Regions from separate parts of the Homo sapiens genome. Here region 1 is linked to region 2. A link is an interaction called in ENCODE POLR2A ChIA-PET data of the cell type or tissue named here. Cell type or tissue: GM12878. All regions are shown on one strand. Each heading gives the region's core, and the rest is flanking DNA. Links, peaks and the distances in the headings are about the cores only. Region 1 holds the start of SNORA74A (small nucleolar RNA, H/ACA box 74A). Region 2 holds the start of DNAJC18 (DnaJ heat shock protein family (Hsp40) member C18).

Region 1 (8,000 bases), core at 1-8,000, 150 kb before region 2:
ATATGTTATATGGGGTACAACATGAGGTTTTCATACATGTTTACATTGTGGAATGAGTAAATCATGCTAGTTAACACATCTAGCACCTCACATACTTATATTTTGTTGTGGTGAAAACATTTAGTATCTTTTAGCAATTTTGAAATATACAGGCCAGGCACGGTGGCTCGCACCTGTATTCCCAGCACTTTGGGAGGCTGAGGTGGGAGGATCATTTGAACCCAGGAGTTTGAGACAAGCCTGGGCAACAGAAAGAGATCTCATCTCTATAAAAAACAAAAAAGAAATTAGGTGGGTGTGTTGGCATGCACCTGTAGTCCCAGCTGCTTGGGAGGCTAAGCTGGGAGGATCACTTGACCCAGGAGATTGAGACTACAGTGAACCATGGTCATGCCACTGCACTCAGTCTAGACAGAGTGAGACCCTATCTCAAAAAATATATATATATATATACACACACACACACAATGCATTGCTATTTATTATATTCTGTGTACTAGATCACTAAGTTTGCTTGTCTTCCTTTTTAGGATGACTTGAAAGTAGGGCATCCTTCACCCATCTGAAGGGAGGAAATAGTGGCAGGTGACAGTCTGCATGTGCAGTTTTCAGGTAAATATCCCTATTCATTCCAACATTGACTACCTCCTCTGTGCCAGGCCTGTGGGCTAGTTGGTATCTATCAGGAAACAAATGGGAGGTAAATTAACCTGTATTTGTAAGATCCATGAAGGAAAGGACAATATATCTTGTTTTATTCACTGCTAGATCCCAATCGCAGTGCTTGGCACATGGCAGGACCTCCCTGAATGTTGCATAAAACAACTGAAAACACAGAAGGGGATTCCTGTTAAAGGGTTTGACAACAGGGTCTGCAATTAGTGCTTCCACGCCTGTTTTGCAGTCAATATTCAACTGATACGTCTTCTACCTGGAGTGCCTAGGTATCTGAAACAAATAATGAGAAAGCTGTTTCAGGAATCATCCAGCGGTTGTCAGCTATCCAGGCTCATGTGGTGCCTGTGATGGTGTTACACTGTTGGAAGAGCAAACACTGTCTTTATTGAGGTTTGGCTCCAAGCACTGTTTTGGTGTTGTAGCTGAGTACCTTTGGGCAGTGTTTTGCACCTCTGAGAGTGGAATGACTCCTGTGGAGTTGATCCTAGTCTGGGTGCAAACAATTTTTTTCTGTTTGCAGAAAAAGACAGGTTGTCTTAGGGACAGCCTGTCATTCTTTACCTCTTTGAATCCTAGATGCCTTCACCTGAATGACATCTACCTCCATCAGGACCCCAGATGTCTGACAGCCCTGTGTGACACCAAGATAAGTAACGTATGTAGTCTTCTTGTCATGTAGGTCCCAATTAAATTACTATAGCTCAGATGGGGGTAGGGGACTTAAAATTATGATGTGAAAAATTATGTAGAGTATCAGACTTTTTTTTGGGGGGGGACGGAGTCTTGCTCAGTTGCCCAGGCTAGAGTACAGTGGCTCGATCTCGGCTCACTGCAACCTCTGCCTCCTGGGTTCAAGCGATTCTCCTGCCTCAGCCTCCCGAGTAGCTGGGACTACAGGCACCTGCCACCATGCCAGGCTAATTTTTTTATTTTAAGTAGAGACGAGGTTTCACCATATTGGCCAGGCTGGTCTGAAACTCCTGACCTTGCGATTTGCCTGCCTTGGCCTCCCAAAATGCTGGGATTACAGGTTTTTTTGTTTGTTTTTTGAGACGGAGTCTCACTGTCTCCCAGGCTGGAGTGCAATGGCGCAATCTCGGCTCACTACAACCTCTACCTCCTGGGTTCAAGCGATTCTCCTGCCTCGGCCTCCTGAGTAGCTGGGATTATAGGCGTGCACTACCACGCCCAGCTAATTTTTGTATTTTTAGTAGAGATGGGGTTTCACCATGTTGGTCAGGCTGGTCTCGAACTCCTGACCTCGTGATCCACCTGCCTTGGCCTCCTAAAGTGATGGGAGTACAGGCATGAGCCACCGCGCCCAGCCAAGTATCAGAATTTTAGAGAATTCTTAGGATCTAAAGTCCATCCCTCACTTTTCTGGAGCTCTGCTGTGCAGTAGGTATATGCTACATGTGGCTGTGTAAGTTGATAAAAATTAATCAATTTCTTAATCTCAGAATCTGGCTGCTGACTACCCTATTGGACAACTCCAATATTAGAGAACATTTCCACCAATTCAGAAAGTTTATTATGCACTGCTGTTCTAGAGCAGGGATCAGCAAACTTGCTGTAAAGAGCCAGGTAATATAATATTATGCTTGTTCAGCCATGTGGTTTTTGCAACTATTTTTGCAGCTCTAGTGCAAACACAGCCTTAGACAATATCAACACATGAGCAAGTCTATAGTTCTAATAGAACATTATTTATGGACACTGAATTAGAATTTCATAAAATTTTCAGTGTCAAAATTGTTTTCAATGATTTACAAATTTAAAGACCATTCTTATTTTGAGAGCCATACAAAAACAGCAGGCTGGAATTGGCCCATAGGCTATGGTTTGCCAACCTCTGTCCTGGAGAATGAAATTCAGGCCTTGAAAGTTGAACAGCTCATTAGTGACAGGTTCAGAGCCAATAGCAATGTGTCTTTCTGAAAAGTTTAATGTTATCAATAGCTTTGCCTTAGAGCATCATACTCTTCATCTTTTAGGGCACTAAGGTGACTGCAAGAAATTAACCAGTAGTAAAAATAGTCTGTTTTTTGTGTGTTTGGGATTTGTTTATGTGTTTTTTTGCATGGGTTACTTACAGCAGTTCTCTCCACTTTTAATGTGCTCCAAAGGGAGAGGTCTTAAGAAAGAATAGCAGTCTGCACTTATCAAACTCAGCCACAATCTCAGTCTGAGTTGGTAAAACCGAAATGGCTCCTAAGGAAAGAGGAAAATTTTATGTCATGAATAGTCACAGTACTTTAAATCTGAGGCCTCAAGTTCTAAGCATACAGGTTGTCTTCCTGACTACAGTAGCGCTATCCATGTGCAGAGACGTTCCTATATTGCTACTTGAAAATAGATAATTCATTGGTATTCCTGTATTCAATATCCCAAAAGGCATCAATGGTGTAATCATGTGCATTTAAATAATTTGATGGGATTTCCTACTTGATAAATAAAGTTACTCACCTACTTATCCCTGTCGATTTTTTTTTTTTTAAGCAAAGAAATATATTTCCTGGTGAGTCTAAGAAGATTAGTTTTTAAAATCTTTTTTGATAGAGGGTCTCAACTGTGTCACCCAGCCTGGTGTGCAGTGGCACAAGCACAGCTCACTGCACCCTTGACCTCCTGGGCCAAGCAAACCTCCTGCCTCAGCCTCCCATGTAGCTGGGACTATAGGCATGTGCTGCCATGCCTGGCTTCAAAGTAGTTATTTGTTTTTTTTAGAGACAAGGTCTCACTCAGGCTGGTGTGCAGTGGTGTGGTCACAGCTCACTGCAGTCTCAACTTTCTGGGCTCACGTGGTCCTCCTGACTCAGCCTCCTGAGTAGCTAGGATTACAGATGTCACTCTGCCTGGCCTCGAAGTAGTTTTTTTTTTTGTTTTTTTTTTTTTTTTTGCTCTGTTGCCCAGGCTGGAGTGCAGTGGCACGATCTCAGCTCACTGCAACCTCCACCTCCTGGGTTCAAGCAATTCTCTTGCCTCAGCCACCCAAGTAGCTGGGACTATAGTCACACGCCACCACACCTGGCTAAATTTTTTTTTGTATTTTTAGTAGAGATGGGGTTTTGCCATGCCATTTCAGCCAGGCTGGTCTCAAACTCCTTACCTCAGGTGATCCACCCGCCTCAGCCTCCCAAAGTGCTGGATTACAGGTGTGAGCTACCACACCCAGCCGAAGTAGTTTTTTTCTGTTAATCTTTTCCCATGCTGCAATGAAAACTTGAATGAGACTGGCAGGGTTACTGGTCTGTAAATACCCAGGCTGCCAGCTGCCATAGGTAGCAGTAAACACAAGTGCCTCTTTTCATTGCTTAGGCCAAGTTTCAGGTCTTAGGCCTGTACCATATTAAGAGGAAAAACTAAAAATAAGGAGGGTTTCCAAACACCCCCACCAACCTTGAATTTTTTAAAAAATGAGGGAACCACAATTAATAAACACTATTCCTGGCACCTGTCCATGATTTCACTTGCTGGGTTGAAACAAACTAGTGTCAGTGGGATTTTATGTTGAAATTTTGGATCATGCCTCACTCAAATTTAAACCAGAAAAGCAAAACCCAGAGGGATAAATTCTGCAAGTCCCAAAGGGACACAAAGAGGTGGCTAAGTGCCTAGGAATTCACACAAAGGAAAACACCGTGCTAAGAGCAACTAATTAAGAACTTAAAAAGAGTGACAATGACTCCTGTGAATGTTGTTGCTTAATTAGGGCTTTATGAACACAGCTCCAGTTAATGGACCTGTCAATATACTCTTGAAAAACAATTTCACTGAATTAACAAATTAACTGTAATAACTTAAAATCTCTGCTTAGCAACATCTTTCTCCTTAATGCTATTTAGGAACACTTGTAATGAGCCAACTTGATGAGTCATAAATTTGTCAGTTTAGTAGCCTAAGGCTTGTTCAGAGGAGACCCTGTTACTTGTTTGGTCTTCCTTGCCCTCCAGTAAAGGCCCTTTAGGATGTAAGAATGTTCTGTGCTGCTTCTTAAGGGTGATATACTCATTGGGAAAGTACAGTAAAAAGGACTTTAAAATTTATTTTATTTTACAATACTTTTAGATTTATAGAAAAGTTGGGAAGATGGTACAAAGAGTTCCCATATATACCATACCCAGTTTCCCCTAATAACATCTTACATTGGTATATTATGGTTGTCACAATTAAATGGGCTAATATTGATACATTAGTATTAACTAAAGTCCATACTTTGTTCAGATTTCATTAGTTTTTATGTAATGTCTTTTGTCTGTTCTAGGATCCCGTTGAAGATACCACATTACACTTAGGCTCCTGTTGGCCATGACAGCTTCTTAGACTTGTTTTTAATGACCTTGACAGTTTTGTTTTTTTGTTTGTTTGTTTTTGAGACGGAGTCTCTGTCATCCAGGCTGGAGTGCAATGTAATGGCTCAATCTCAGCTCACTGCAACCTCTGCCTCCCGGGTTCAAGTGATTCTCCTGCCTCAGCCTCCCCAGTAGCTGGGATTACAGGCATGAGCCACCGTGCCCGGCTGCCTCCTAAATTCTCAAAACATTCCATTTTTATTCTGTGGTCTTACTTTATTCTGTCATGTAGAGAATAGTGGTTGAGCCTGTTGTCTTTTGAGAGTGGATGCTGTAGTCCTTACATGGCTGACTTTCAGCCCGTAAGCTTATAGTAGAGGATGGGGATTTTGTTATCAGCTGCTAAAAGGGAGAAGCCAAGCCCAGAACTAAGGGTTCTGATGAGTTGAAGGAGAGGGAAGATGCCCCTCAAGGCAAAGAGCCTCTGAGTTAGAATCTGTGCTTCACCAGAGTGACAATGGTAGAACTTCTCCTTCTCAGTATTAATTCTCCTGGAGAGAACTCTAGGGTTGTCTAAACCTGTTCAACTAGGCTGACTACCCCAGCAAGTGATGGGTTGGACATAAGGCAAAGAACAGGAGGGGTGAAAGGGGGCAGAACAGACAAGTTCTGTCCCAGCCTCTGCTACCTCTAACCCCATGGCATTCTATCCTTTTCTACACTGGGCTTCCATTTCTTACCCCAACAATGATCTGTTCTTCCAGGTGCCGTCATTTAATTTCCCAGACACTTGACCTCCTTCTGATTTGTGTACTCCCTCCAAGGCTGAGTTGCAGTGAGTGACAATAATCTGTGCTAATTACTTATCTTGCCAGAAGACTCAAAGGGTTTATGGCTTTTACTAACTGAACTCTATGCTAGATGTTAGGGATAAATGGTTAACAGGACACAGTTCTTGCTTATCTTGCTATGGTCTGTCAAGCCTTATACAATCTAGCCTTATCTCTCTCACCGTCTTATCTTTATCACCCGTAGATTCCCTTGTTGGCCACTGGTTTCTTTCAGTCCTTAATTAGCCTTTTGTCACTACCTGTCTACACATGCTGTTTTTCCCTTCTCATTCCATCTTGACATTGTCTATTTTGAGATCTCAGCTCAGTTGCAGAGAAGCTGCCTTCCCCATCTGGCAACCCATTATATGTGTCATAGTACCATGTTGTACCATAGAGCTAGACACAGGTGCCATGTTGTGTCTTGAAATGTATTCACCAGCTTCCAAAGGTTTACCTCAATCCCCTTTACTCAAGAAGCCTCAGTTCTACTGACAGTTGGTAATAATAACCTCTCTGTCATAATGTACCCAAAATAGAGTAAGAATATCATGCTTTTCAGTAATACTCCAGTGAATGAGGCTAAGAGTACCATTTTTGTTCTTATAAAAGAATTTTTTTGGACATGAATACAAAGATGTCAGGTTACCAAATCATTTGCTAGTAGATCCTAACAATATCACCTATAGGAAACTGAACGTAGCCTTTAAACATTAAGTGATGATAATGGATTTGGCCGGGCGCGGTTGCCTATAATCCCAACACTGAGAGGCTGAGGTGGGTGGATCACTTGAGGCCAGGACAGGACCAGCATGGCCAACATGGTGAAACCCCGTCTCTACAAAAGAAAAAAATACAAAAATTAGCTGGGTGTTGTGGTGTATGCCTGTAATCCCAACTATTTGGGTGGCTGAGGCACGAGAATCGCTTGAACTTGGAAGGCAGAGGTTGCAGTGAGCTGAGATCGTGCCACTGCACTCCAGCCTGGGTGACAGACTGAGACAGTCTCAAAAAAAAAAAAAGAAAATAATGGATTTGCAGAGACTTGCTATTTAGATTTCAGACATCTGTTAACTAAAACACATGTGTAGGCTTTTGTTACTTATTTCAGTAATCTGTAAATATCTTTATATTTGAGAAAATTTGTGAGACATCTTTGTGTAAATTATAACTTGAAGAACCTCTCTTACAAGCAGGCATATTGGTAAGTAGCTGCGAGGATATAACTTATAACCAGATTGAAGTGTATAATTATAATATGTTATTATTCTGGGGTTCTATAAAAAATAAAATCTTTGAATCTATGATTTTTTGTCATTAGGGTATACTTTGGGACATGTGGCGCCATAGAATATCAACACTATTTACTACATGTTGACCATGTTAAATACATTTAACACATCTCTTTTTTCAACAGCCCTACAAGGTACATGTTACTTGCCCAAAGTCACAGTCACACGAGAACTTGTGTGGTGCTGAATGAATCTGGCTCCAAAAGTACTGTTTGGTTTAGGAGCTTTCATGTATAGTGCCCTCAAGTCTTGTAAATTTCTGCTTCTTCAATCATCAACCTCGTTCAATCTAACATCTTGAAGGAACTACTCAAATGTCTTACTTACAGATTCTTACAACTATTTCAAATGCCAAATACCTTGTTTCAGATGGTCAACATCTTGGCTACTCTTGCTGTAGTGTGCAGTGGGTTCTGTTTGTCCTAACAGAACAAAACATAGTCTTTTAGATTTTTAAAAAATATTCCTCTGGAAAGCCTTAATGAATGCCACATTCTAATCCCTAGTCTTGCCCCATGATATGATTTATCACTTTTTATTAAAATTCCTCAATGCTTGCCCTGTTGTGTCTTGAAGAAACTGTGGGCCAGAATAAGAATTTCAAGACATTTTTAAAATTTTTATTTGAGACAGAATCTCGCTCTACTGGTGGCACAGGCCTCTACTCCCAGTTACTTGGGAGGCTGAGGCAGGAGAATTATTTGAACCTGGGAGGTGGAGGTTGCAATGAGCCAAGATTGCACCATTGCACTCCAGCCTGGTCAATAAGAGTGAAACTCCGTCTCAAAAAAAAGAATTAAATGAGATCAGGAAAACAAGACATGAACAATATGAAGTTCAACAAACAGAAATCATTAAAAAGAACCAAATTCTGGAGCTAGAGAACACAATGACTAAATTGGAAAATT
Region 2 (17,398 bases), core at 1-8,000:
CCAAAAAAGTGTTCTTATTTCACTTGAGTGCAATAGTTTATGTTGGAAACAGTTCACACATCAGTAGTGATATTTTAACTTGTAGTCCAAAAAATTTCCTGAATTCTCTTCTGAAACAATCTTAGTAGAAACCTTCCTGCTTGACTAAAAACAAAGTCTTCATCATAGTCTTATTTCAGTTTACTTTAGACAAATATTTTCTGAAATTAAGAAATGTATTTCCAATGTCTCAAGGAGGGTTCAAAGGCTGAATAGTTACATATGTTTACCAACATGTCTCCTTTCTATGTACAGACGTGCAAACCTTGCCCAATTTCATTTAAACATACAATCCGTAGCACCAATCAATAGAAACCTCAAAAAAAAGAAATCTTTTAAGGCATCCCGCACTCCCTACCTGTAATTCAGTCAACACTGTCAGAAACACAGAAAGAGTATTTCTTCATGATTCTTTTACCTGGGGAATTGTTAAATGTTTGCCTTGCCACTCTGTTACCTACAACTCTATATATACATATGTACATATGTATTGTAATAATTATACATTTATTTTGCTGAACCATTTGAAAATAGGCCACAGATATTACGTCACCTTGCCCCTAAATACCTCAACATATATCTCCCAAGAAGAAAGACATTCTCCTATGTGATCACAACACCATTATCACAGCTAAGAAAATTAACATCAGTCCATTATCATCCAATGCATCCATGCAAGATCAAGTATAGCATTTAGTTTCTTTTAAGCTAAAACTGTCCCACCTTTTTTGTTTTTCATTATGTTAAATTTTTTGGAAGAACAGATCAGTATTCTTGTAGAATGTTTCATATTGATTGTTTCCTCATTATTAGATTCAGGTCAAACATTTTGGCAAGAATACCCCATAGGCGACAACTACCTAGCACTCAATGGTTTTAGCATTCACTGAAGATCTTTGCCTGTAACAATGACTTGGAGTGCAGTGGTGCAATCACAGCTCACTGCAGCCTTGACCTCTGGCTCAAGCAATCCTCCCACCTCAGCCTCCCAAAGTGCTAGGATTACAGGTGTGAGCCACTGCGCTCAGCCTGAAGAATATATTTCTTAAAATATCATGGAGGATGGGCACAGTGGCTCACGCCTGTAATATCAGCACTTTGGAAGGCCTAGGCGGGCAGATTACTTGAGCTCAGGAGTTTGAGATCAGCCAGAGCAACATGGCAAAACCCCATCTCCACAAAACATACAAAAATTAGCCGGGCATGGTGGTGCTCACCTGTAGTCCCAGCTACTCAGGAGGCTGAGGTGGGAGGATCACTTGAGCCCGGGAGGTGGAGGTTGCAGTGAGCTGAGATGTCACCACTGCACTCCAGCCTAGGTAAAATCAAGTGGGAGCTATGCTGATTATCACTATTTAAGAGGTGTGGCAGGGGGAAAAAACCCTCCTTATGGCCTTATAAAACAACTATGGGGAAGGCTAAAAGCAACTTATTATGACCAACCATGACAAGGGCACCATTGAGCATTGGTTCAGGATCAGACCTTTGAAAGCATCTGTTGCTCCAGGAGCACAGTTCTTGTCAGGGTGAAATTTCAGGGCGAGTTTTCTGTAAGCTTTCTTAAGCTCTTCGTCACTAGCATCTCGAGAAACTCCCAGAATTTCATAGTAATTTCTGCATTTCTTGATCCTAAAAAAAATCACAAGCATGTATGTCTATAAAGGTCCCTTTTGTACAACTAATTGCAAGATAATACATCGATCCTACCTCCAATCTGTGGGACCCAAAACAAACCTATAAGAAAATTAGTGCACACGTTAATGAAACATTCAAATTCATTAACAATGTCCTTCTCCCACCCAGAACTTAATGCCTTTCAAAGTACTTTTACATCTACTATTTACTCTTCCTATATCCCTGCAAGTGAGTAGAACAAGTATGCTAATTGTTACACCAAGGTTCAGGCTAAGATCCTGAGAGATGAACTACAGGACAGCAAAGCCAGAAGAAACAGTTAATCACCCTGTTTGTTTATAATTTTTTCTCTCTTTTTCCTATGGCTATCTTTTTAAACTGTATTTTTTGCTTTTTTTTTTTTTTTTTTTTGAGACGTAGTCTTGCTCTTGTTGCCTGGGCTGGAGTGCAATGGCGCGATCTCAGCTCACTGCAACCTCTGCCTCCCAGGTTCAAGCAATTCTCCTGCCTCAGCCTCCCGAGTAGCTGAGATTACAGGGATGCGCCACCAGCCCTGGCTAATGTTGGTATTTTTAGTAGAGATGGGGTTTCACCATATTGGTTAGGCTGGTCTCAAACTCCTGACCTTGTGATCTGCCCACCTTGGCCTCCCAAAGTGCTGGGATTACAGGTGTGAGCCACCGTGCCTGGCTAAACTGTGTTTTTAAAAAGTTAACATACACATGATAGAAGAAAAAGAGCCAACAGAACTAAAGTTTATACAGTAAAAATTTTCCTGCTTCATCATTCCCTGTCCCCCAGTTTCCCACCACAGGGATAACCATCATTAGAAGTTTTCTGTGGATCCTATGTACAGAGAGTACAGGTATAGTCCTCTCCATTTTTTTTCTTGCCTAAATGGAAACATATTATAATCACTTTTCTACATCTTGCTTTAAAAAAAAATTATTTTGGGCTGGGCGTGGTGGCTCACTCTTGTAATACCAGTGCTTTGGGAGGCTGAGGCAGGAGGACTGCTTGAGGTGAAGAGCTTGAGGCCAGCCTGGGCAGGATGGTAAGACCCTATCTCTATGAAAAATTTTAAAAAGTTAGCCAGGCATGGTGCCTTGCATCTGGAATTCCAGCTACTCAGGAGGCCAAGGCAGGTGGATCACTTAAGCCCAGGAGTTTGAGGCTGCAGTGAGTTATGATTGTTCCACTACACTCTAGCCTGGGCAACAGAGCATGATCCTGTCTCTAAAAAACAAACAAAAAACAATTTATCTTGGAGATCAATCCTTAACATATAGAGATGAGAAGTATAGAATAATAGTTTAGACTAGACAGTAGTTTAGATTAGAGTGGCAGTTCTGAACTTTTGATCTCAGCAACGTTTTATACTCTTAAAAATTACTGATATGCATGGTACAGGAAGCGAAAAAAAATTACTGAAGACCTCAAAAGAGCTTTCATTTATATGACTTCTATCAATCCACATCTACTATACCAGAAATGAAAACAAAAAATTTTTAAACAGTGATGATGTAATTACATGTCATGTAGCCTCTCAAAAACTCCACTGTATAATCATGAGAAAATTAGTGAAAAAGACAAGTAACATGTTTATATCATTATGACTACAGTTTTAAACTTGCAGACCTATCCCCTAAAAGGGTCTTGGGGTTCCCCAACCACCCTTTGAGAACTGCTGGATTAGAGATGAGCTCTGGAGTCAAAATGCCTTGGTTTAGCTTTGATTTTGCTGTGTACTTAACCTCTATAGCTTGGTGTTATCTTCTGAAATGGGCTAATAATTATATTTCACAGAGTTGATATTGTGATTAAATAAAGTCTTCATCAAAGTGCTTGAGAGCATTTAATACTAAATAAATATTACCTAGTACTATATATCTACCTCTTTTTTTTTTTTTTGAGACAGAGCCCAGGCTGGAGTGCAGTGGCGCGATCCTGGCTCACTGCAACCTCTGCCTTCTGGGTTCAAGTGATTCTCCTGCCTCAGCCTCCCGAGTAGCTGTGACTACAGGCTTGCATCACCACACCCAGCTAGTTTTTTGTATTTTTAGTAGAGACAGGGTTTCACTGTATTGGCCAGGCTGGTCTCGAACTCTTGACCTCAAGTGATCCACCTGCCTTGGCCTCCTAAAGTGCTGGGATTACAGGCATGAGCCACCACGCCTGGCCTACCTCATTCTTTTTAAAATCTAAATATTATTGCATTGTATCAATGTATAATATATACATTACCTACTAATTTGTATTGAGAAGGTCTTCAGTCTTTTGCTACTATATAATTCAGTAAGGCAGGCAGAGATTCGGAGCTTCGTTGGGAAATTCATCGTAAGTCAGTAACACAGGTTGGACTCTAATGCAGGGTCTGGGCTGTCAGCAGATCCCTTCCACATGAGCTGCCCATGGGGAGTCTTTGAATCCCCAGCCCAGTTTCCAATCTCTGCTTCCATGGCAGACACTCAGGACTCCCTCTCCTAAATTTACTATTTGTTTAATAATGCTTTATTGAGAAATAATCCACGTACCATAAAGTTCACCCTTTTAAAATGTACAATTCATTAGTTTTTAAATACATTTTTAGAGGTGTGCATCTATCACCACTATCTCATTTCAGGACATTTTTATCACCCCAAAAAGAAACTCTATACTCCTTAGTAGTCACTCCCACTTCTCCCCCAGCCCCTGGGACCCACTAATCTACTTTCCCCTCTATAGATTTGCTTATTCTGAATATTTTACATAAAAGGAGTTATATAACATGTAGCTTTTTGTATCTGGCTTCTTTCACTTACTGTAATTTTTTCAAGGTTCATCCATGTTGTAGCATGAATCTGTTCATCCCTTTTTGTTACAAAATAGTATTTCATTGTATGGATATACACCATGTTGCTTGTCCATTATCAGTTAATGGACATTGGGTTGTTTCCCCTTTGGGGTCGTTATGAATAATATTGCTATGGACATTCATGTACAAGTTTTTTTGTGGAAGTATATTTATATTTCTCTTGGAATATACTAGGAGTAGATTGCTAGGTCAATAATCTTAATTTTCTTCTGAACCTTAAGAGGAATTGCCATATTGTTTTCCAAACTGGCTGCATTCCTACCAGCAATGTACAAAGGTTCCAATTTATCTGCTTCTTTATAAACACTTATCATCCACCTTTTTGACTATAGACATTCCAGTGGGTATATCTCATTGTGGTTTTGATTTGCATTTCCCTAATGACTAAAGATGTTGAACAAGTTTACATATGCTTACTAACCATATATATATCTTCTTTATTCATATATGGAGGAATATATAGGAGGAATGCCTATTCAGACCCTTTGCCCATTTTTCCAATTGGGTTATTTGTCTTCTTATTGTTGAGTTTTAAGAGAACTTTGTACGTTCCAGATAAAGTCCCTTATCAGATATACAGTTTTTAAATGTTTTCTCCCATTCTGTGGGTTGACTTTTCACATTCTTTTTTTTTTTTTGAGATAGAGTTTCACTCTTGTCATCTAGGCTGGAGTGCGATGGCATGTTTTCGACTCACTGCAACCTCCTCCTCCCAGGTTCAAGCAATTCTCCTGCCTCAGACTCCCGAGTAGCTGGGATTATAGGCACCTGCCACCACACCCAGCTAATTTTTGTATTTTTAGTAGAGACGGGGTTTCACCATGTTGGCCAGGATGGTCTTGAACTCCTGACCTTGTGATCCACCTGCCTTGGCCTCCCAAAGTGCTGGGATTACAGGCGTGAGCCACCGCGCCTGGCCACAGAACTTTATTTTTTTTTAGAGACAGGGTAGGGTCCCTGTCACCCAGGCTGGAGTGCAGTGGCACGATCATAGCTCACTGCAGCCTCCAACTCCTGGGCTCAAGTAATTCTCCTGCCTCAGCCTCCCAAGTAGCTGAGACTACAGGCATGCACCATAACCCTGAGTTAATCCAAAAGAACTTTTTAAAGGCAGTCCCTTAATGGCAAAGTACTTCCTGACTTCACGAAGAAAATATCAATGGAGCCAGTCCAGAAAAAGGGCTCTCAGTGCCCAGGCCTTCTTGCTGTACAACCAAAAGGCTGGCAGCTGGTGTTCATCTTTTCCATTCAAGGCTCAGGGGTTAGCAACTTTATATATAATGGCAGCCCCCATCATAAACTGAACTGCATTTGCACAAAATAGCAGAGTTAGCCTATCCCTTCCTGCCTTATATCCTGATGCTCACTTCTCATCCTTACTAGTACAATGTCCTTTGTGACATTTCTTTTCCAGAATAGGGCACTTTTGTCTGCACTAAAAAGTTGATGAGGTAGGGCTGGCCGCAGGGTTCACACCTGTAATCCCAGCACTTTGAGAGACTGAGGTGAGTGGAAGCCTTGAGCTCAGGCATGCGATAAGTAATAATCACATCATGGACTGTATGCCTTTCTTATAGCAGTCCTGCACCCATATAAAAGCTTCATTTTCAATATGAGATGAAAAGGTATTTTGCAAAAAGTGCAATGTTTTCTTACCTGCTGGCATTAAGTGCAGGTGGATCACAAGGCCAGGAGTTTAAGACCAGCCTGGCTAACATGGTGAAACCCCATCTCTACTAAAAATACAAAAATTAGCTGGGCATGATGGTGGGCGCCTGTAATCCCAGCTACTTGGGAGGCTGAGGCAGGACAATCGCTTGAACCTGGGAGGTGGAGGTTGCAGTGAGCCAAGATCGTGCCACTGCACTCCGGCTTGGGCGACAAGAGCAAAACTCCATCTCAAAAAAAAAAAAAAACAAAACTGGAGAACTGCAAGAGATCACTTTTTACTGCTATACATAATTTACTCAAGAGACAAACTGCTCACAAAGAGATGATTAGCATCATGTGGCATTTTAAGCAGATACTCCCAATACTTGAGGCTCAGCAAAATAACAGGAGCTAACTACAAAATTATTACAGTAGTACAGTACTACTGTTAATTTTATGCAGGTGTGATTAATACTGCACCTGTATGTTTACATTTTTCTCAAATGCAAATGGTACCATGTAGTCTCAAGTGTTTGTGAGCATATGTTTTGATAGATTTTCACTTTTTATAATAGATTTGTGTATATTTTATGATAGTAAATGATAAAATAGACTAGAATCTAGATATATTTTATGCATTCATATAATTTTCTTAATTTTTTGGTATGTCCATGCTCCATGGTTTGTGAGATGGTGATGATGATGATTATTATTTGAGACAGAGTTTCGCTCTTGTTGCCCAGGCTGGAGTGCAATGGCACAATCACAGCTCACTGCAACCTCTGCCTTCTGGGTTCAAACAATTCTCCCGCCTCAGCCTCCCAAGTAGCTGGGATTACAGGTGTGCGCCACCACGCCTGACTAGTTTTGTATTTTTAGTAGAGACGGAGTTTTGCCGTGTTGCCCAGGCTGGTCTCAAACTTCTGAGCCCAAGTATTCTTCCTGCCTTGGCCTCCTAAAGTGCTGAGATTACAGATGTGAGCCACTTTTTCAAATTGTTGCAAATCTAAAAAATTTTTCCAATGTATTTATCTTTTAAAATTGACATATAAAAATCCATGGTTCAAACTGATGCCACTCAAACCTGTGTTGTTCAAAGGCCAACTGTATCTCTTTTTTAAAACTATTTATTTATTTATTTGTATATAGAGACAGGGTCTTGCTTTGTCACCCAGGCTGGATTGCAGTAGGGTGATCATAGCTCACCTCAGCCTCGAACTCCTGGGCTCAAGGGATCCACCTACCTCAGCCTTCTGAGTAGCTGGGATTTTGGGTGCATGCCACCACACCTGGCTAAATTTTTATTTTTAGTAGAGACAGGGCCTCGCTATGTCGCTCAGGCTCGTCTTGAACTCCTAGCTTCAAGAGATCCTCCTATCTCAGCCTCCCAAAGTTTTGAATTACAGGCATGAGCCACCACACCCAGCCTCAACTATATTTTCTTAATTTCATTTTTTTATTGTTCATTGCTAGTATATAGAAAAATGATAATTTTTGTATATTGATCTTATATCCTGTAACTTTGTCCAACTTGTTTATTAGTTCTAACAGTATTTGTGTGTGTGTGTGTGTGTGTATTCATTAGGATTTTCCATTTACAAGATCATGTCATCTGTGGATGTAGTTTTACTCTTCTTTCCAATTTGGATGGCTTTTATTTCTTTTTCTTGCTTAAATGCCCTGGCTTGACCCTCTAGTACAATGTTGAACAGAGTGGCAAGAGTGAACAGACATACTTGTCTTGTTCCTGATCTTGGTGGGAAAACACCTAGTTGTTCACCTTTAAGTATGATGTTAACTGTGGATTTCTGTAGATGGACTTTATCAGGTCGAGGAAGTTCCCTTCTATTCCTAGTTAAGTGTTTTTATTATGAAAGAGTGTTGGGGCTGGGCGCAGTGGCTCACACCTGTAATCCCAGCACTTTGGGAGGCCGAGGCGGGCAGATCACAAGGTCACGAGACCATCCTGGCCAACATGGTGAAACCCCGTCTCTACTAAAAATACAAAAATTAGCTAGGCATGGTGGTGCGCGTCTGTAGTCACAGCTACTCAGGAAGCTGAGGCCAGAGAATCGCTTGAACCTGGGAGGCAGGGGTTGCAGTGAGCCGAGATCGTGGCATTGCACTCCAGCCTGGGTGACAGAGCAAGAATCCGTCTCAAAAAAAAAAGAGTGTTGGATTTTGTTAAATGCTTTTTCTGTACCTATTGAAATGATCGTGTGATTTTTGTCCTTTATTCTATTAACATGGTATGTTACATTGATTGACTTGTGTGTGTTAAACAATCCTGCAATACTGGGATAAATCCCACTTGGTGAAAATATATAATACTTTTTACATTGCTGTATTTGTTTTACTAGTATTTTATTGAATATTTTAAAATCTATATCCATAAGGGATATTGGTTGATAATTTAGACTTCTTATGATATTTTTGTCTGGTTTTGGTTACAGAGTTAATACTGGTCTCAAAGAATGAAGCCAGCTGGGCCTGGACTTTTCTTCATTGGAAGTTTTTTTTTTTTTTTTTTTTTTTTTTTCAGACAAGGTCTCCCTCTGTCACCCAGACTAGAGTGCAGTGGTGCTCACTGTAGCCTCGCCCTTCCTGGCTCCATCAATCCTCCTACCTCAGCCTCCTGAGCAGCTGGAACTGCAGGTGTGCACCACCATGCTCGGCTAATTTTTGTGGGGTCTTTTTGTTTGTTTTTTATTGTACTAATGAAGTTTCGCCATGTTGGCCAGGCTGGTCTTGAACTCCTGGGCTCAAGTGATCCTCCCACCTCAGCCTCCCAAAGTAATGGGATTACAGGCATGAGTCACCATGTCCAGCTAGAATTTTTTTGATTGTTAATTAAATCACCTTATTTGTTGTAGGTCTACTTGGGTTTTCCTTTTTTTTTTCTTTTTCTTTTTTGGAAATAAGGTCTCTGTCACCGAAGCTGCAATGCAGTGGCACTACCATAGCTTACTGTAACCTCAGATTCCTAGGCTCAAGTGATTCTCCTGCTTCAGTCTCCAAAGTAGCTGGGACCACAGGCATGTGCCACCATGCCCAAGTATTTTTTTTTTCTTTTTTTAGAGATAATGTATTGCTGTGTTGCCCAGGCTGGTCTCAAACTCCTGGTCTCAAGCAATCCTCCTGCCTCAGCACCCCCAAAGCTCTGGGATTACAGGTGTGACCCACCATGCCTGGCCTCCATTTTTCTTGGGTCAGTTTCAGTAATTTGTGTCTTTCTAGGCATTTGCTGATTTTATCTAGGTTATCTAATTTGTTGGCACACAATTGTTCATAGTATTTGGATTGGTAGGGATATCCCTCTTTCTTTTTTTTTTTTTTTTTTTTTTTTGAGAGACAGGGTCTTGCTCTGCTGTGCGATTATGACTCACTGTAGCTTCAACCTACTGGGTTCAAGCAATCCTCCTGCCTCAGCCTCTCAAGTAGCTGGGACTACAGGTTGGTGCCATCATACCAAGCTAATTTTTGTATATATATATTTTTTGGAAGAGAGGGGGTTTCACTGTATTGTCCAGGCTGTCTAGTTCCTTAAGGTAGATTAGGTTACTGATTTGGAGTCTTTTTTAAAAAAATAAGCATTTAGAGCTATAAATTTCCTTCTAAGCACTGTTTTAGCTGCATCCTATACATTTTAGTACGTCGTGTTTTCATTTTCACTCATCTCAAAGCATTTTCTAGCTTTCCTAGTGATTTATTCTGTGACTTGCTTGCTTATTAGGAGCTTGTAGTTTAATTTCCACATATTTGTGAATTTCTCAAATTTCCCTTTGTTTTTGATTTCAGAGAACATACACTGTATGATTTCAATCTTTTTAAATTTATTGAGGCTTGTTTTATGACCTAAGATATGGTCTATCCTGGAGAATATTCTATGTATCCTTAAGAAGAAAATCGTTCTGTTGTTGTTGAAAGAATGTCCTGTAGATGTGTGTTGTGTCTAGTCGGTTTCTGCTGCCTCTCTTAAAGTAGAAGCAGGGTAGTCAGTTCATGTTATACCCTAATATTCCACTTCTATTCAGTCTTCCCTCTGAGGTCAAGAAGCTAGTATGCCTCAATTATCATCATCATCATCATTATCATCAGTCAATACTTACATAGCACATCCAGGCACTCTTCTAAGCACTTTCCATAAAATCACTCATTTAATCTCACCACATGCTCACCTTTGTACCCCAAGCAGCTGTTCCTCACTATACGTGGAGTTCCCCTCACCCTGCCGGGTCTGAGTCCACTCATTCTCAGACTTCTTTTCCTTTTGTGCCTTCATGCAGTTACAGCAGCCACAGGGGTCATGACTCTCAGGAGGTGTGTCTTCTGGGTATTTGTTTCTTCTAACTGCGTCAATGTAAGCTGCAAACAACAGCCCCTCCATTAGGTCTCCATCTGACCCTGAAAATCAACTTTGCAACCTGCCTTTCCTCTCTGGGAGGCTGCTCGTAAGCATGAGAAGGTAAGCATGATGGCCAGGGCTAGAGGCGTCATGCTGACTTTTAAGCACTCATACAAAGCTGAATAAACATGTTTCTCTGTGGTCCGTGGTCAGAAGAGACACTGCTCGTAAAATAGTATTTTTTGTTGCAGTGCCTCCCACCCCTAAAATTTAAAGTAGAGAGGAGTTCAATTCTTTTACACTAACAATTATAGAACTAATATATACCAAGGAACTTGGCTAGAAGATCAAGAGGGCGGATGGGTAAGATCTACTCCTGACCACAAAGAGGTTAGTTTAATGCAAGCTTGTCCAACCCGCGGCCCACAGGTGGCATGTGGCCCAGCACGGCTTTGAGCTCAATACAAATTCGTAAACTTTCTTAGAACATTATGAGGGCCGGGCGCGGTGGCTCACGCCTGTAATCCCAGCACTTTGGGAGGCCAAGGCGGGCGGATCACGAGGTCAGGAGATCGAGACCATCCTGGCTAACACCGTGAAACTCCGTCTCTACTAAAAATACAACAAATTAGCCGGGCGTGGTGGCAGGCGCCTGTAGTCCCAGCTACTCGGGAGGCTGAGGCAGGAGAATGGCGTGAACCCGGGAGGCGGAGGTTGCAGTGAGCCGAGATCGCGCTACTGCACTCCAGCCTGGGTGATAGAGCGAGACTCCGTCTCAAAAAAAAAAAAAAGAACATTATGAGATTTTTTTTTGCAATTTTTTTAAAGTTCATTAGCTGTCATCAGTTAGTTATTTAGTCGTCAGTTAGTGTATTTTATGTGTGGCCCAAGACAATTCTTCTTCCAATGTGGTCCAGGGAAGCCAAAAGATTGGATACCCCTGGTTTAAAGGGAGAAGATTCAATAACAACACCTGCAGAATGTAAAGAGGGTCATAAGCAATACAGTCAAAAGGGGCAGAGCACTCATGTCTTCTCTGGAGGACCTGAGAAAGGCTTTAACAACATCTTTCTTCCGCTTAACATCCCTCAGCTACCTCCACCCACTGCTCCTGGACAGTCTTCCTCTAAGTCGGCCTGGCTAACTCCGACGCATCCTTCTTGTCACCATTTGTAACACTTTCTGCAAGAAACCTCCCTTGACAGCCAGTCTGCGTTAGGTACCTTGTAAGTGTGCTCTCCAAATCCCTGACCTTGCTGTGTAGCCCAGGCGTTTTGTATTATTCGCCCGTTTTGTAATTGGCTGTTCAGTCGTCAAACTCTCTCAGTGGGCTGCGAGTTTTGTGAGCTAAGGGACCCATGTCAGTCAAATCCCCACTGCAGAATCAGCATTAGGCGGGGCACACAATAGGTATTGGATCAATATTTTTTGCCTGACTGTAGGGTGGAAAAGGCTGGTCCTGATGCCGGCTGGAGCGACATGATCAAACAGGGACTGAAGGTCAGGTGGCCCAGTTAGGCGAAAGATAAGGGCCAGGTTAGCAAGCTGCGGAGAGACCGCAGCACCCCACGGGCCCTCCAGTCACCTTGGCATGGGCGGGGCCTGACAGCTGCGGGCCCTGGGCGGGGCACGGGCGGGGGCGGGGCTGGGGGCCGGAGGCAACAAGTCGTCACCGGTGACTCTGGGCTCGCGGTCGGTCCCCAGCTTCCCTACCCCATCCGCAACCCTACTCAGGCTCAGCATCTTTTCACAGGCCTCTATCCATCACCTCAGACCCAGGATCTCAGCCCTTGTGCGTCTTCAGGATCCTCATCCCTGATCTCTCCCGAAGGCCGCCCTATCCCTCCTTCAGGCGGGGACCTAGTACCTTCCGTCCAGCGCTCCCCGCTGCCCAGAGTCGCCGCCATATCGGTTCCCAATCAGCAGGTCCGCCGAGCCTCCCCCGTGCCCGAGGCTGAAAGAGAAGGGGGCGCGGAGCGCGGGGCACGCTGGTCATTGTAGTCCAGTCCATATGAGCTCCCGGGGCACTGGACTACAACTCCCGGCAGGCTCTGCGCCAGAGGCCGTGGGAGACGCAGAGAAGTGCTCGACCTTCGTCAGGAGATCTGTGGAAGAGTGCTGCTGCCAGCTGCCAGCTGCCTGCAGCACGGCTCTTGGCTTTTCCTCATTTGTAGAGTTGGGATAGTGGCTTCGGCCCTGCCTAACCCTAGGGACATCCAAGGAGGGGCGACTGAAGTCCTGCCTGGAAAGGGCTTCGCAAACTATAGGCTAGAGGGTGACAGTATGACTATTATGCTCCTCAGGGATGTCTTTTTGAAGCATACGCTAATGCCTGTTCTGTGCAGTCAGTGGTAGGCCCTGGAGATTCAGAGATGGGTTTTGGGGATGCGGAACCCAGCCTTTGGAAGCTTGAGTCAGGAAAATAGAAAAGTGATGTAGATTTATGGGGTTGGAGGGCAATCTCAGTATGTCCCTACTGCCCCAGCTCCTCAGGCACTGGACATCAGAGGGTATCGGGGTGGAGAAAGAAGACATGGAAAGGTATTGGGGCCGGCATGAAGAGCCTCCATCTTTGCTGTTCCTGTCCTTCCTCCAACCCATCCTACTCCAACACCCCTCTGACACTTTTCTCCTCTCTTCCAGTCTAGTTATCTCTTTAGCCCATTCGTTTCTTTTCTGAAGGACCAGACATTGAGATTAGTAAAAAGGAAATGAGGAAATAAATATTCTTGCTGTTCCTCATCCAGGTATGGATGGAACCTAGCAAAGAATAAAAGCAACACTTTCTTCATAGGTGGATGGCTACAGTTCATCCCCAAACAAAAAATTACCCAGAATTAACTGAGGTCTTACCCAAGAAGACCAAATCAATCATGATATCAACTAGCACCTACTTAGGCAGTTGGGGAGAGATGTATATTCCTGGACATAAACTTGGAAGGGTAAAAGCACCAAAGGGCATGCAGTTCCAGCCCTTGCCTACAGTCATGGCCCTGGCATCACTGACATTATGCCCACTTAAGAACTCAGAGAACGGCCGGGCGCGGTGGCTTATGCCTGTAATCCCAACACTTTGGGAGGCCGCGGCAGGCGGATCGCGAGGTCAGGAGATCGAGACCATTCTGACCAACATGGTGAAACCCCGTCTCTACCAAAAATACAAAAATTAGCTGGGCATGGTGGCGTGTGCCTGTAGTCCCAGCTGCTCGGGAGGGAGGCTGAGGCAGGAGAATCGCTTGAACCCAGGGGGCGGAGGTTGTAGTGAGCCAAGATCGCGTCACTGCACTCCAGCCTGGGTGACAGAGTGAGACTCTGTCTCAGAAAAAAAACAAAAAACAAAACTCAGATAACAAGGCCTTTCAAGTGGAAAAAGCACTGGTCTAGAAGTTGTATAGGTGTTATATTAATAGCTGGGGTTTTGCCACAAATCATTGCGTGATCCTGAACATCTCCTTTTTCCTTCTTCTTTGGCCTCAGTCTCATCACCTATAAAACGAGAAGGTTGGATTCAATTAGTAGTTTTGTTTGTTTGCTTTTTGAGACAGAGTCTTACTCTGTCGCCAGGCTGGAGTGTAGTGGCATAATCTCGGCTCACTGCAACCTCTGACTCCCTGGTTCAAGCGATTCTCCTGCATCAGCCTCCCGAGTAGCCGGGACTACAGTCGCACGCCACCATGCCCAGCTAATTTTTGTATTTTTGGTAGAGACGGGATTTCACTATGTTGGCCAAGATGGCCTCAATCTCCTGACCTTGTGATCTGCCCGCCTCAGCCTCCCAAAGTGGTGTGATTACAGGCGTGAGCCACCGCACCCGGCCTCAATTAGCGGTTTTTAAATTGAGGAATCCTTAAGGCTTAATGTGCAGATGTCTCTGGAATCTTCTATTGAGGAGTGGGAGCGGGGAGGAAGGCATAGCAGGGAAGGCACTAGCACCTCACCCTTCTTCAATCAAAGAAGCTCTGTTTTTTTCTGTTTTGTATTTTGTGGTCTACTAAAGGAAAGAAAACCTACATGTTTGAAAACTACCAAACCAGTTGACCACTAAAGGCTTGTGTCATTTGTAATATCAGTTTCTCCTGGAGCACTTAAAGTCAGTGTTCTTCCCTCATCCCCACCCCCATAAGCACTGAGAAAGTAACAGTTGTCTAGAAATTTGGTCATTTTCACTTAATTTAGGAGGAGGAATTTAGCATAGTGGTTAAAAAATCTGCATAGGATTGCCGTAGGATATAGTAAGATAATGCTTGCAAAGCTTTTAGCACCTCATCTGGCATGTAGTATGTGTTTAATAAATGCTGACCACTGTTATAGACTGGCTCAGAGGAAGAGAAACCATTTTTTATAGTTTGACATTGTAAATTAGGAGCAAAGGGGTATATATGGGGTATATCATAAGGTCCTGGATATAACTAACTGGACCCCATTCCTGTCTATCTGGCAATCATTACCTGCAAATAAGACAAGAAGCAAAACACTACCAAAAAGGGCTGGGAAGTTGCTTGTCCATGTACCCTAACCCCTGAATCCAGCCACTAAAACTGGTGATTTTCTCCCTTTCAGAAACAGAAGAAGATGGCAAAAGTGAACTAGTATGAGAAGGTTTTGGGTCATCCTAAATCCAATGAATTATGGATGTCCTTAAACTTGAGAGGCAAAGGAGGCCCCAGAACCATGAGATGAGTCAAAAGCTCAGCTCTAGGACACTGGACCTATGACCAGCTAACTAATCCACGGAGCAGTGTACTCACAGAAAGCTGGATCCTGAAGGTCCTTCTTGTGCTCTGCAGCTGAGGGAACTGATCAGGGACATCCATCAGGTGGTTGAATATAAAAAGGAAGTTCTTCTGGTTTGGGGAGGCTAGACCGCCTGCTCTAGAAGATGGACAGCTGAGGGTGGGATAGACCTTGGAGTCCAGGGGCACAGGGAAAAGGTCTGGAGGTACTACCTGGAGATGTTAGAATACCATGAAGTCAGAGGTGTTTGGCTGAGAGTGGGCTGTTAGAGCACTGTAGGGGTTAACTGGATTGAGAGGAGCAACTATGAATTATGAGACTATCTAGGAGCAGAGCCTAGGTTCAAGAGTATTGGACAAGATTTGGGAAGCTGGGGCCTCTTCCCAAATCTTAGCTGCTGTCTGGTAGCTAAGCATCCTCTCTCCTCATGCTCTGAAACCTTACATCCCCTTCTTTTCCAGACTTCTTTTCATTTACTTCTAGAACAGTAACAAAAATGGTTTAGCATTATGACCTTCTCAAATATTGCCAAGTATCCACATGTATTCTTCAGTTTGTTTACACCTCAACTAACACTTCTGGATGAATTTTTTTTTTATGATCGCATCACTTGGACTAACGCGAAACTCTAAAGCTCAACATTAAGAATACTTCTGTGACAGTTTTTGCTTAAACTCATCAACTAGTCAGCAAAAATAATCCTCACTGTAAAGTTCAATTTCTGTGTTTTGTAAAAGAGGAAGCTGTGGGCCCAAAGAGTATAGGATGGAGATGCCAGTCGAAAAGGACCCACAGGAAAAGTGAGAGGGTAACTGGGAAGGAGATAAGGGAAGAGAAATTGGGGTCTCCAAGGCAGTTCTCAAAGAGAAGGAGGTAGATGTGGAAAGAAGTTTGACGAAGAGAGAAAGGAGGACATCCACAAACCCAGGAAAAGACTGGTGGACAGAATCACACAGTGTTTTCCAGCACATTCAAATTTAATAGAGTAGTACTAGCTGGGCTTGGGGAAATTGTGTGCCAGAACTAGGTCAAGGGGGCCTGCAATGATCCTTCATCTGCTAAACCATTTTACCTTAGGGCCAGCCTCAGATTTCTCTCAGTTTTCTCCACTTACTTTATTTTTTTGAGACAGGGTCTTATTCTGTTACACGGGCTGGAGTGCAGTGGCGCTATCACAACTCACTGTAGCCTTGATCTCTTGGGCTCAAGCGATCCTCCCACCTCAGCCTCCTGAGTAGCTGGGACCACAGGCACATGCCACTATGCCCACTATGCCTGGCTTTTTTTTTGTTTGTTTTTAAGATATGGGATCTCACTATATTACCCAGGCTGGTCTGGAACTCCTGGGTTCAAGCAATCCTGCCCCCGGGGACTTCCCAAGTGTTGGGATTAAGGCGCCTCCACTTACTTACATGTTGAACTGTAATGGATTCTTGCTGGTGATACTGAGGTCTGTCCTGTGCCCTATATGATTGAGATGCTGCCCCATCCAGCCCTAGAAGAAAGAAGCTGAGTAAATGATCCTCCTGTCCCACTGGGCCTGTGTGTCTGTGCTGGTTTATTGGTTGCCCTCCCATAGGATGAGGGAAAAAATGAGAGAAGGACATTCTGCAGCTAGCCCCCAATCCCCGCCACCTGTTCCTGTTTAAGGACCACGTAGTCCTGTGTGAGAAAAGGGAGGAAGTCATCTTGTAAACAATCATCATCCTGTTGTCTAGACATGAAGGAAGAGATAGGGTTTCAAGGAAGCTGCAAGGGCTGCAGAAGGCTGCACTCAGATTTCCTGTCAGAGGTGGCATCTTGGATTTGCATAAATAGTAGGCTCCTCCAGGAGAAACCTCTCTATTAGAGTTTGCTCCAGAGCAGAATTCAGCATTTAATTCATCCTCAACCCCTTCCCAAAGGATAGAGTTACTTAGCAACAGGAAAATCCACATGGCTTATGTGGTACTGCGGTGTCAGTGTCAGGGTAAAAGCCTTTCAATCTCAAAGATTATTAATACCAGTTGTCTCCCTCTTCCCCCACATATAAATACCTTATGACTAACAGCTTATATACGCAGGTCATTGCCCAGAGTCAGAGGAAAATGTGTGGTTTTATAATGAAGATGACAGCTGAGTTACTTAGAATGAAGCCCCAT

What was found. Peaks named below come from ENCODE experiments on the same cell type or tissue, not always from the same donor. Only the 100,000 strongest peaks of a DNase experiment are listed, where the experiment ranks them.
Region 1: POLR2A ChIA-PET joins it to region 2 with 11 read pairs; 9 of 35 experiments call an interaction of 5 or more read pairs at or near these places.

What each region holds. Positions count from the first base shown.
Region 1 is chr5:139,277,797-139,285,796 of GRCh38, forward strand. It overlaps SNHG4 (small nucleolar RNA host gene 4), which reads left to right. Exons shown (of 7, transcript NR_182757.1): 4 at 531-612; 5 at 1,255-1,333; 6 at 2,139-2,262; 7 at 4,943-7,104. It overlaps SNORA74A (small nucleolar RNA, H/ACA box 74A), which reads left to right and starts at 984; the gene lies at 984-1,183. It overlaps LOC124901081 (a long non-coding RNA gene), which reads right to left. Exons shown (of 4, transcript XR_007058956.1): 2 at 7,452-7,514; 3 at 2,772-2,889. It also overlaps a transcript of MATR3 not described here. In GM12878, for the core only: no CTCF peak of the experiment used is centred there; a DNase peak (open chromatin) is centred at 3,453; H3K4me3 peaks cover 2,491 bases; H3K27ac peaks cover 605 bases.
Region 2 is chr5:139,427,016-139,444,413 of GRCh38, forward strand. DNAJC18 (DnaJ heat shock protein family (Hsp40) member C18) reads right to left here and starts at 12,510. Exons shown (of 8, transcript NM_152686.4): 1 at 12,391-12,510; 2 at 10,357-10,543; 3 at 1,523-1,668. The coding sequence starts at 12,430. RefSeq lists enhancers at 10,580-11,080, 12,381-12,880 and a silencer at 12,068-12,177. In GM12878, for the core only: no CTCF peak of the experiment used is centred there; no DNase peak of the experiment used is centred there.